Linked DNA regions of Homo sapiens: all the other regions are linked to region 1. Evidence: chromatin loops called from intact Hi-C (ENCODE). Cell type or tissue: HepG2. All regions are shown on one strand. Region 1 overlaps DMD (dystrophin). Region 2 has its middle 41 kb from the start of TAB3. Region 3 has its middle 83 kb from the start of TAB3.

The links. Peaks named below come from ENCODE experiments on the same cell type or tissue, not always from the same donor. Only the 100,000 strongest peaks of a DNase experiment are listed, where the experiment ranks them.
Region 2: a loop joins it to region 1, with 7 times the contacts of the local background. A loop is called at or near these places in 1 of 110 quality-filtered maps.
Region 3: it touches region 1 in a loop (2.5-fold over the local background); 1 of 110 quality-filtered maps calls a loop at or near these places.

What each region holds. Positions count from the first base shown.
Region 1 is chrX:31,219,847-31,223,846 of GRCh38, reverse strand. It overlaps DMD (dystrophin), which reads left to right. Exons shown (of 79, transcript NM_004006.3): 64 at 726-800. Among named protein-coding and RNA genes, the nearest start is that of FTHL17, 150 kb to the right of the region's middle. In HepG2, no CTCF peak of the experiment used is centred here; a DNase peak (open chromatin) is centred at 2,416.
Region 2 is chrX:30,928,676-30,932,675 of GRCh38, reverse strand. No RefSeq gene overlaps it. Among named protein-coding and RNA genes, the nearest start is that of TAB3, 41 kb to the right of the region's middle. In HepG2, no CTCF peak of the experiment used is centred here; DNase peaks (open chromatin) are centred at 1,795 and 2,345; H3K4me3 peaks cover 228 bases.
Region 3 is chrX:30,970,314-30,974,313 of GRCh38, reverse strand. No RefSeq gene overlaps it. Among named protein-coding and RNA genes, the nearest start is that of TAB3, 83 kb to the right of the region's middle. In HepG2, CTCF peaks have their summits at 1,906 and 2,369 (motif pointing left); DNase peaks (open chromatin) are centred at 1,903 and 2,373; H3K4me3 peaks cover 314 bases.

The sequences.
Region 1 (4,000 bases):
TATGTTGGATAAAAAATACTCAAAATGTTAACAGTGCTTATTTAAAAGGTTTATATAAACTTTTTTTGTAGAGATGGGATCTCACTATGTTGCCCAAGCTGGTCTTAAGCTCCTGGCCTCAAGCAGTCCTCCCACCTTGGCCTCTCAAAGCGTTGGGATTACAGGCATGAGCCACTGAATCCAGCCAGTTGTGCCTATTTTTGAGTTTATGGGCTTGTGGATGATTTATTTGATTATATATGTATATGTTAAATGTCTAAGTTACCCAAAGTGAGCATGTATAACTTCTACAGTCAGAAAAAATGTTATATTGCCACTTGATTGTTTAAGGTCTTATAGCTATTTAAATAATGTATTTCTTGTTCTCTTTAATCTTGTGCAGAAAAGATTCACTACAGTAGATCCAGATTACTTTCTAGAAAAAAATAATGCCTGTCCATCTCTTTCCTCTTGGGAACAGGACTACATGAATGCCCTTCAGGCTATACCACTTTAGTCTTCACAGAACTTAGCCTTCCTGGTTGTCAAAGGGCAAAAGGAATTATTTTTTCTTTTCCCCACGTTAACAGAATTTTCACCTCCGAAAGCTTGGCGTATACACACTATATGTTTTCTAGGCTATTTTTGTGGTGGTTGTAGTTATTGGCAAATCACTGGGCGTCGGGGGTGGGTTGTCTGTTATTTCTGATGGAATAACAAATGCTCTTTGTTTTCCCTCTTTTCAGCTGACCTGAATAATGTCAGATTCTCAGCTTATAGGACTGCCATGAAACTCCGAAGACTGCAGAAGGCCCTTTGCTGTAAGTATTGGCCAGTATTTGAAGATCTTGATACTATGTCTTTGCTTAGAATAAAAAGTAGGTTGGGTACATTTTTACTTAGAGAGGGGAGAAACAGCTGTCACAATTCCTGTTGCAATGTATAATTCATTCTTTAATGTATCCTTGGCCTAGAGTTTGCCTAGAATGTTTTGTTTTATTTTTAGAATCATTCCTGTCACCATTCCTCAGCTACTGATGTTGAATTAAGATATTGAGAATTTTTATTTTCCAACTACTGGCATTGGCATCGGCATCCATAATTACCTTTGTGAAACTTGCACAATCCTTGTTCTACCTTTGTTTTTTTTTCTTTTTACAAAATGTACTTAGTATTAGAAGACTATGACTATCTGATCTAAACCAAACTTCATAGACATGTGTGGTTTATTAGCTTGAATGCTAACGTGCAGATGAATGAAGTGGTAGAGGAAAAATGACAGAATTGCTTTCCTCCTTTTTTATCATACATCTGTGGAAAAATCCTGAAGTGTTACACAGCTCTATCATGTCATCAAATAGTTTATGTATAACTCTACTATTGTCTGAGGGTCTGTGTGCATTGATGATATGCCCATGAAACAGGCACAGTTTCTTTTTCTTTTTTTCTGTTTTTTTTTTTTTTTTTTTTTTTTTGAGATGGAGTCTTGCTCTGTTGCCCAGGCTGGAGTGCAGTGGAGTGGCGCAATATGGGCTCACTGCAACCTCCACCTCCCAGGTTCAAGTGATTCTCCTGCGTCAGCCTCCCAGGTAGCTGGGATTACAGGCATGCCCCACCATGCCCGGCTAATTTTTGTTTTTTGTTTGTTTGTTTGTTTGTTTTGTTTTTTTTTGAGACAGAGTCTCGCTCTGTCACCCTGGCTGGAGTGCAGTGGCGCGTTCTAGGCTCACTGCAGACTCCACCTCCCGGGTTCACGCCATTCTCCTGGCTCAGCCTCCGGAGTAGCTGGGACTACAGGCACCCACCACCACGCCTGGCTAATTTTGTTTTTGTAATTTTAGTAGAGGCGGGGTTTCACCGTGTTAGCCAGGATGGTCTCGATCTCCTGACCTTGTGATCCGCCCTCCTCGGCCTCCCAAAGTGCTGGGATTACAGGCATGAGCCACCACGCCCGGCCTAATTTTTGTATTTTTTAATAGAGACGGGGTTTCACCATGTTGGTCAGGCTGGTCTCGAACTCCTGACCTCAGGTGATTCACCCGCCTCAGCCTCCCAAAGTGCTGGGATTACAGGCGTGAGCCAATGCGCCCGGCCCAACAGGCACAGTTTCTGCTCTGATGGAACTTACAGTCTAACAAGGGATAACCAGGATGTTCATGAAATTTGTAGACATAAGCAAATATATGTATAATGTATTAAGAATGTCTACAGTTGGTTAAAAAAATAAAGTGATCTTGTCTCTATTTCCAAGACCATTTCAATGTCATATATTTAGTTGTGCAACAGTGGGACAATGGGGTACTATGTGAACAGCTAACTGTGTGGAATGAGATTCAAAGAATGTTTGTTTGAAGAGGTGATGTCTAAGCTAGGTAACTCTAGAAGAGTAAGCAGCTCTCTCTCTAGGAAGAGCGTTCTAGTCAGAAAGAAGAGCATGTGCTGAAGGGCCCAGAGAAAGCATGACACATTCAGGAACTGAAAATATGTCAGTATGGCTAAAGCACAGAATTCCAGGGGAAAGATCTATTGTGAAATAATAGGCTGGAGAGAGAAGCAGGAAGCAGATTGTGCAAGGTTTTTAAAACCCAAGTTAAGGAATTTAGAGGTCAGGGGATTTGGCCTGGGGGTGACATAATCAGATTGTCGCTTAGAAAGATGATTCTTGCTGTGGAACAGAGTATGGATTGGTGCGATGTGGGAGTGACAGGAGAAAAACCTGTTGCAGTAATCTAAACCAGCAATGTGGTGGCTTGAATTAGCAGAGTAGTAAGGGAGATAAGTGGAGAGAATTTAGAAATATTTAGGAAGTGGATTTGACAGGCCTCAGTGATTCATTTGATGTGGTGCAGGGATGTCCAATCTTTTGGCTTCTCCGGGCCACAGTGGAAGAAGAATTGTCTTGGACCCCACATAAAATACACTAACGCTAACGGTAGCTGATGAGCTAAAAAAAAAAAAAAAAAAAAAAAAATCGCAAAAAAAAAAAAAAATGTTTTAGGAAAGTTTACGAATTCATTTGGGCCTCATTCAAAGCCATCCTGGGCCACAGGTTGGACAAGCTTGATGTGGTGGGTGAAAGGGAGTCAAGGAAGACACTTAGGTGCTTGGCTTGGAATATCAGGTGAATGTGGGACTTGTCTGGTAAGGTTAGACACGGAGCTGTGGTGCTCAGGAGAAATATACAAACAACGTTTAGGGATCATGAGCCTGTAGGTGCTGCTTGTAACGGGGGAGAGGATTGGATAGCTCCAGGAAAGTGTAGCGTGAGAAGGGAAGTTATTTAGGACACAGGATAAGCAACCTACAGAAGGGACTGCAAAGGAATGGCCAGGAGGAAAGAAGGAAAATTCCAAGAGGTTATGATGCCACATGCTCCATGGGAAGAAAGAAAGAACCCGTTACCAGGGTCAGATGTTGCTGGGATGTCAGCATAAAGTTGCGGAAAATGCCCATTGGACTTAGCAACAGGAAGGTCCCTAGTAACTTTGGTGAGATTTTAGAGGCACAGTGGAAGTGGTGTGGTGAGTTCAAAAGTGAACCAAAAGTGGAGAATTAGAGAAGGTATGAATGATTCTTGGAGAAATTTACTTATGAAGGGGAGAAGAGTGGGGTGGTAGCTAGTTGGAGGGGGCTGAGGAGTTAATGGAAATGTATGTACAGTCACGTGTTGCTTAACAATGGGGATATGTTCTAAGAAATGTGTTGTTAGGCAACTTTGTTGTTATGTCAATATAGGAGAGTACTACACAAACTTAGATGGTATAGCCTAGTACACACCTAGGCTGTATGGGATAGCCTATTGCTCCTAGGCTATACACCTGTACAGCACGTGACTGTTCTGAATACTGTAGGCAGTTGGAACACAATAGTAAGTATTGTGTATCGAAACGTATTTAAACATAGAAAGATACAGTAAAAATATATAATAGTGTAATCTCATGGGCTCGCTGTCATATAGGCAGTCCATTGTTGACTGAAATGTCATTATGTGGCACAATATGTGTATATAAGTGTGTGTGTG
Region 2 (4,000 bases), 290 kb after region 1:
CAAAAAGCTACATTTTTCCAATAAATGAAATGTCAAACGCTTTGAGATTGCCTGAGGCAGACTTTTTAAAGTGTTGTGGGTATTTTTTTTAACTTTCCATTCGTGACTGATTCAGGCACATTAAAGTCCTTATGTATATTGTCATCACCTCCTCATCTTTTTCAACAATTTTGTCCTAGATTCAACCTATGGAAGACAGGTTTTACTGTCACTCTTTAAGAATGTCACTAAGAAGTCACTCTACTTTTCTGAGATAGCTAACTCCATGCTGGGTAGATCTTATGAAAAATTCTCCAGTTCAGTCTTTTGACTGAATATGATACATTTCTAAGGACATTAAGAGAACAAGAGCAAATTAAGAATGTATTCAGATTTCAGTGTATTTTGTTTTATTATGAAACTATATTACAGTTGACCTGGACTCATAAGTCACCAGGGCAGACTTCTAATCACAGCATACCCACTAATTAGCTATGCCTCTGGGATAGATTGCAAAAAATGTCCCCAGCCCTTCCCCTTTCTCTGTTGTAGCTTCCTTCATCAAAAGATGGAGTTTATTTCCTCATTCTTAGAATAGTAGCCATTCTTGTGATTTGCTTTGGCCACTATAATGCTGCTGTGATGTTGTGTGAGTTCTAAGTCTAGGCCTTGCAGCTTCCACACTCGTTGCTCTTGGGACCCAACACCACTATGTGAATAGACCTGAGCTTGCCTGCTGGAGTTTATGAAGCCATGTGCCAAGATGATCTAGCTGTCCCAATCATCCCAGCCAAGGCCCCAAACATAGAAGTGAACCCAGTCAGGATCAGCTGAACCTGGTTCAGACTATAAGGACGGCCATCAGAATTATGAGCTAAATCAATAGTTGCTATTTTAAGACACTAAGTTTTGGGGTGTTATGCAGCAAAAGGTAACTGACATGGTAGCACATAAGCTCTCTGGGTTCTGTAAAATGAGGGGATTGAAGTAGCACTACAATTCTCTCATTGTAAAAACATTCTCAATAATATATGTGTGATATGGTTTGGCTTTGTGTCTCCACCCAAATCTCATTTTGAATTGTAATCCCCACATGTTGAGGAAGGGGCCTGTAATCCCTACATGTCAAGGGAGGGAGGTGATTGGATAATGGAGATGGTCTTCCCCATTCTGTTCTCATGATAGTGAGTTCTTGTGAGATCTGATGGCTTTTATAAGTGTTTGGACATTCCTCCTCTGCTCTTCTCTCTCCTGCCACTTTGTGAAGAAGGTGCTTGCTTCCCCTTTGCCTTCTGCCATGACTGTAAGTTTCCTGAGGCCTCCCCAGGCATGTAAAACTGTGAGTCAATTAAACTTCTTTCCTTATAAATTACCTAGTCTCAGGCAGTTCTTTATAGCAGTGTGAAAATAGACTAATACAGTGTACCACCCTGTTTACTCCTGAGCACTCAAGTTGTAGGAAGCTAAAATGGGATCCACATGATTATATGCAAGGATTCAAGGTGTATAGTGTAATACATAAAAATGCTTGTAAACATTAAAGCATTATACAAAGTTAAGCTGTAATTGTAATTACACACAAATTGGGAATACAAAGTTAGTCTAAGGAAAATAAATGAAGACCAGGGCAAGACTGCGGAGGGATGCTCCATCTCCTAGGCAGGCTGAGAAATGGCGAAGAAAGAACTAATAGTTACTGAGCACAGGCAACGTTCCCAGTTATTTATGTACTATGCATTAGCTCATTTCACCCTCAAAACGATCCTGAAAAGTAGTTATTATCAATCCCTCTTACAAGGAAGGTAAATAAGGCTTGCAGATGGTAAATAATTTGCCTAAGTTCAAACAAAATAAGATATAATAACCAGGGTATGCACACAGGCCTTTGGACTTTAAAGCCTAAGATATTTCTTTCCTATCACTACCTTAGTTGTTGACATGCCACCCAGCAGAGTCAACTGAAATTAGTTATCATTAAACATTTTTCTTTTTATTTCTCATATTTTCGTCTTACGACAGAAAGATATGCCTATGGGAAACACTGGCATTAAAGTATTATCCATGCATGCAAGATCCTATTGTCTCAAAACTACTACTGTTAAATATTGGGACATATTTTCCCATTTACTTTCTCTATACTGGGTTTTCTTAAGTAAAAAAGCATTTTAATTATTATTTTTAAAATCATGTCAATAATATATGAACAAGTGTTTATTATAAAAAATTAAGCAATCTAGTTCAAGACCAGCCCAGTTAACATACAGAGATCCTGTCTCTACAAAAAGTAAAAATAAATTAGCAGGGTATGGTGGCAGGCACCTGTAGTCCCAGCAACTGGGAAGGCTGAGGCAGGAGGATAGTTTGAGCTGAAGAGTTCAAGGTTGCACTCCAGCCTGGGTGACAGAGCGAGATCCTATCTCAGACAAAAAAAAAAAAAAAAAAAAATTTAAGCAACCAAAAAAATTTGTAAGACTTTTTTTTAAAGTATCAGTTTGGTGTGTACCCTTGCAAACATATTACAAAAAAGATTGTACTGTATTGTATCTTACTTACATGCAGACTTTTTTGTTTTACGTAAATGGGGTAAGTCTAGCTATATTTGTTGCAAATTTCTTTCACTTAGCAATATGCCTTGGAGATCTTTCTACATTAGGACATGTAGATCTGCCACATTTTTTAAAATATGCAAAAGGTGCATGTACCATATTTTATTTAACCCTTCTCTTATCCATGTGCATTTAGGTTGTTTCCAATATGTTGCTACAACAACGTAATTTTGAACATCCTTTCTTTTAAAAATACTGCAACAAATGTAATTATACATATAGCATTGTAAACATGAAAGAATTTCTATTTATAGATGAAAACACAGATTTAATTTGCAAAAATACTGCCACATTTACCCTCTAGGAGACCAATTCCAAACAGGATATAAATGCCCATTTCTACCACACTAGTGAATACCAGATATTATATATTTAAAAAATTAGTCCTAACTTGATTAGAGAAAAACAGACCGTTATTCCATAATTTACATTTTCCTGATTTTCAAACAAGCATTAGTTTGTATGTTTATTGGACATTTGAGTTTCTTCTTCAATAAATTATTAATGTATTTCCTGTGTTCAATTTTAATTGTTTTTCTTTTGCTTTGGAAACCAGATATTTTATATATATATATAAAATGGACATATAATTATATATAATATAGATATTGATACTTTGATATACATATAAAATATTCTCCCAGTTTGTCACTTATCTTTATGGTATGTGCAAAAATGTTAAATTTGCATGTATTCAGATGTCTATTTTTTATGGCTTCTATGCTTTTAAAAACGACTTCCCCCACTCTGTGATTGTGTGTGTGTGTGTGTGTGTGTGTGTGTGTGTGTGTACTTCTAGTACTTCCTAAGGTTTTTTTAACATTTAGGTATTTAATTCAACTGGAATATATTTTTGTATTTGATGTACAGAATGGGGCTGACTTTTAACCCAATGGATCGCCAGTTTCCACAACACCATCTTCTATCACCCACCATGTTCTATGCCAATGTATTTTTTAATTGATACATAATATTTTACATATTTAGGGAGAGGGTACATGTAAGTACTTGTTACATGCATAGAATGTGTAATGACCAAGTCAGGATATCTGAGGTATTCATCCCCTTGAGTATTTATTATATCTATGTGTTGGGAACATTTTGAGTCCTCTTTTCTAGCCACCTTGAAATATACAACACATTGTTGCTGACTATAGGCACCCTACTCTACTACAGAACACTAGAACTTATATCTTCTATCTAACTGTATGTTTGAACCTATTGACCAACCTCTCTTCATCCTCCCCCTCAACCACACACCCTACCTGAATGCCAAAGTATTTTTATTATTTTAGCTTTAGTCCATTCTCACATTGCTATAAGGAAATACCAAGGCTGGGTAATTTATAAAGAAAAGAGATTTAATTGACTCACAGTTCCACATGGCTGGGGAGGCCTCAGGAAACTTACAATCA
Region 3 (4,000 bases), 250 kb after region 1:
TTCCTTCGGTCTTGCAAGGTAGAGCCTTTAATGTGGCAGTGCCTTCAGTGGCAGATGTCAAGCTTTTATTACGAGTGACTGCAAGGCAGTGTCACTTAAGACGGCCATTTTGAGCTGCTGAGAACCTGCTCTTTCATGGCCACAGAGTCCTCTGGTGAGAAGTGATAGTGGAAGAGCATGTTTGTTTGTGTTCTTATCTGGTTGGATACAGTCTTAATTTTTTTATTTGTTTGTTAGGCAAAACATCTTTGTTGGCAAGGTGCCCTATGAAATGTAAAATGGAGTCTTTTTCTAAGATGGAGTTAGTTATGTCAAGGGTGCTCTATACATCTAGTACATGGGCTTTTGAGCCTCTGCTTGGGTTGAATTAGCTGTGTGCCACTTTGGGAGGCAGTCCAAAGCAAAGCACCTGAAAAGAAGAGATAAAGAACATGCTGAGAGGGGAAAGATCCACCTGAATCATACTTGTCTGGAGAGAGAATGGGGGGCGGACAGGAGGCTCATTTCCTGAGGAGTGGACTAGAGAGGGCAGACCTAGGGAGGGGTTCTCCTCTGACCTCCGCTCCATCCTTCCTCCATTCATCAGCTCAGGTGTGTCAAGGTGACTTTGAAGTCCCACTTTCTGGAAAAGTGAGCAGTGTATTTTAAAAATTAGATGATTATATACAAAAAACTTCATTTTAAAAGAGTAGCTTTAATATTTGGAGGTAATTCCAAGCATATAGAAGAATTGCGAGGATATGCATAGGATCAGCAGGCCCTTTTTTGTTTGTTTGTTTTTGAGATGGTGTTTTGCTCTTGTTTCCCAGGCTGAAGTGCAGTGGTGCCATCTCGGCTCACTGCAACCTCCGCCTTCTGGGTTCAAGCGATTCTCCTGCCTCAGCCTCCCGAGTAGCTGGGATTACAGGCGCCCACCAGCACGCCAGGCTAATTTTTTGTATTTTTAGTAGAGATGGGGTTTCGCCATGTTGAGCAGGCTGGGATCAGCAGAGCCTTTATCCAGAGTCACCTATCGTTCACATTTTACCCCATTTGCTTTGTCATTTGTTCTCTCTCTCTCTTATATACATACATATATAGACACACATACATATATATATACATGTGTGTGTATATAATATATACATATATGTGTATATACGCATATATGTATATATAATATATACATATATGCGTATATACACATATGTGTGTATATATAATATATATTATATAACTATATAATATATATATTATATATTGTGTATATATATTATAAAATTATATAATATATATTATATATTGTGTGTGTATATATATATATATAACTGAGCCATTTGAGAGGAAATTGCATATATGAAGGCTCTGTACCTGAAATACTTAAGCATATGTTTTCTAAGTATAAGGATATTCTCAGTGCGGTACCGTGGCTCACGCCTGTAATCCCAACACTTTGGGAGGCCGAGGCTGGCAGATCACTTGAGGTCCAGAGTTCGAGAGCAGCTTGGCCAACATGTCAAAACCCCATCTCTACTAAAAATACAAAAATAAAAAAAGTTGGTGGGCTTGGTGGTGTATGCCTGTAATCCCAGCTGCTCGGGAGGCTGAGGCAGGAGAATTGCTTGAACCCGGGAGGTGGAGGTTGCAGTGAGCCGAGACGGCGCCACTGCACTCCAGCCTGGGCGACAAGGCGAGACTCCATCTCAAAAAAAAAAAAAAAAAGAAAGAAAGAAAAAAAAGTGTAAGGATTTTTTCAAAGAGAGTACCTTTAAATTCAGAGAACACACATTAAAGAGGAGCCCCTCTGCTGAGGCATAGGAACTCCAGAACTGTACAGCACAGTGCTCAGCTGAGCAAAGCCCTCTCCCATATGCTCTGCCTTATTCTCTCCGGCCACAGTAGCCTCCCTCTATCTCCTTCTACGAGCGCAACCTAGTGGGTAGAGGGAAGAGAGAAGCAAGCAATAGAAAGTCAGGGAGAGACAGGACTTTTAGCCTCAAGAGAAATGAGGAAGGAGTGAGATATTACTGCTTCCAGGAAATTAAACAATGTGGGGGTGGGAAAGAGATCACATAAAATTGGATTCTTTTGTTCGTTTCTTTCAAACAGGGAAAGGAAGAAAAAAAGCATTAGAATGAAAAGGGACGCATGGGGCTTTTGGAAGATGTGGCAGAGACACGCCAAAAACACTCATTCTTTACTTGCTTAATTTGTTCAAGACTGATTTTCAGGGAAATGTTGGGACGTCTGAAAAACCAGAGGCATCTCAGTGGTACACATTGGAACCATATGTCTCTTCTAGAAACATTCCAGGATCATTTTCCTCGTACTGAACCAACTAGACGCACAAAGTAAGAAAAGCATGCGCCACTCCAAGGTTCTTAACTGAGGCTTGCTGGCCTCTAGTGGCCAGGAAGGAACCTCACAGCTACTGGCTCCATCTGGCTTTAATGTGGCTTCAGTGAGAATGCAGAGGCTTGGGTGAGGGAGAAGAGTTTATGCTAAGTGTCTTAGTTAACCATTTTAGCTAACCATTTTAAAGTCTGCTTGAGAATACTGGTGACTCTCTGCCTCTGTACCAAAACCTGGATAAGAAATTTTCTTGGGTCCAGAACAAATTACAGAGGCAGCATTTAAGCCCCAACTCAACTCCCTTTGTTTCTAAGATGTGGATGATGTTCTAAAGATAATACTTTTCAGCTCTCTAATGAAAAGTACAAAAATAGATGACAGGCATGATATATTTGGAGAAGAATCTCACGAGCATCTGAGAATGAAAATCAAATAGAAATAATGTGTGCCAAAAAAGTTTGTAAACTCTAAAATACACACATACTGCATACATTATTTTTAGGAAAAAAAAATCAGTGATCACGTGGCCTCTATAATAGGTTCTTGGACAACATTTGAAACTTCTCTAAGTTCTTATATACAGGTTTGCATCTTTTATAAGGTTCTTATATACAGGTTGCTCCTCTTTATATAGAAATAATGGTACATCCCATGTGCATGGATTGTTGAAATTGCATGGGTCAACAGTGTTTACCTTTTATTGTGCAGGACTAACACTTATTAAAGATTTAATAAATTTAGCTATTATTATTGTTGTTATTATTTTGGACATTCAGTCCCATGTTCGGTTTTATGACAGACCAGGAGAAACTTTGCCTAAATTAGGATTCTATTTCACAGTTCCTAAGAGGCTTTTAAGTACATGTCGACCCCATTTAATTAAGGAATCACCTGAAATTCTTCATAAAGTGCTCCTCAGGTAGGTAGAGCAATAGCCCTTCTAAGGAGAAAAATGCATTCAAATAGCCACTTGATATGAAGACACTGTGGACAGGATCTAAGTGGCGTTTGGGGAGGTTGACAAGATGGACTTTAAAACCCTTGCAGGCTTGGAATTCTGTGTCATGTGACTCTATGACCTTTTTTTATTGCCTGCAAATTCATGAAAAGAGGTAAACTGCAGCAGACTCCAGCGACACATCACAGCACGAAGTCAGGGTTAACCTTATGCCCCACACTGGAAGGATCTCCATCCTTTTCTCCTCGGAAAGAGGCACTCTAGTCTCTCCTATTCACACAGGGATGCTCTTCGGATGGCATGGAGGCTGCTCATGACTGCAGCCTCCCTCCTGGTGCCATCCTCACTCCTACAGTTATGTTAGAGAAGGAGGCATGTGTGTTGAAAATGCCTTCTAAGTAAAGAAAAGATTGGCATCAAGCTGAAGTAAATCAAAGCACTAAGACTTTGTACGACTGACGGAAAATCTAAAATGGACCTAAGTAAAGAATTGATAGTGGGCCAGGCACAGTGGCTAACACCTGTAATCCCAGCATTTTGGGAGGCTGAGGTGGGAGGATCTCTTGAGCCCAGGAGTTTGAGGCCAGCCTGGGTAGCATAGCAAGACCCCATCTCTACAAAATATTTAAAAATTAGACAAGTGTGCTTTCTGATGCCTGTAATCTCAGCTACTCTGTAATCCCAACTACTTGGGAGCCTGAGGCAGGAGGA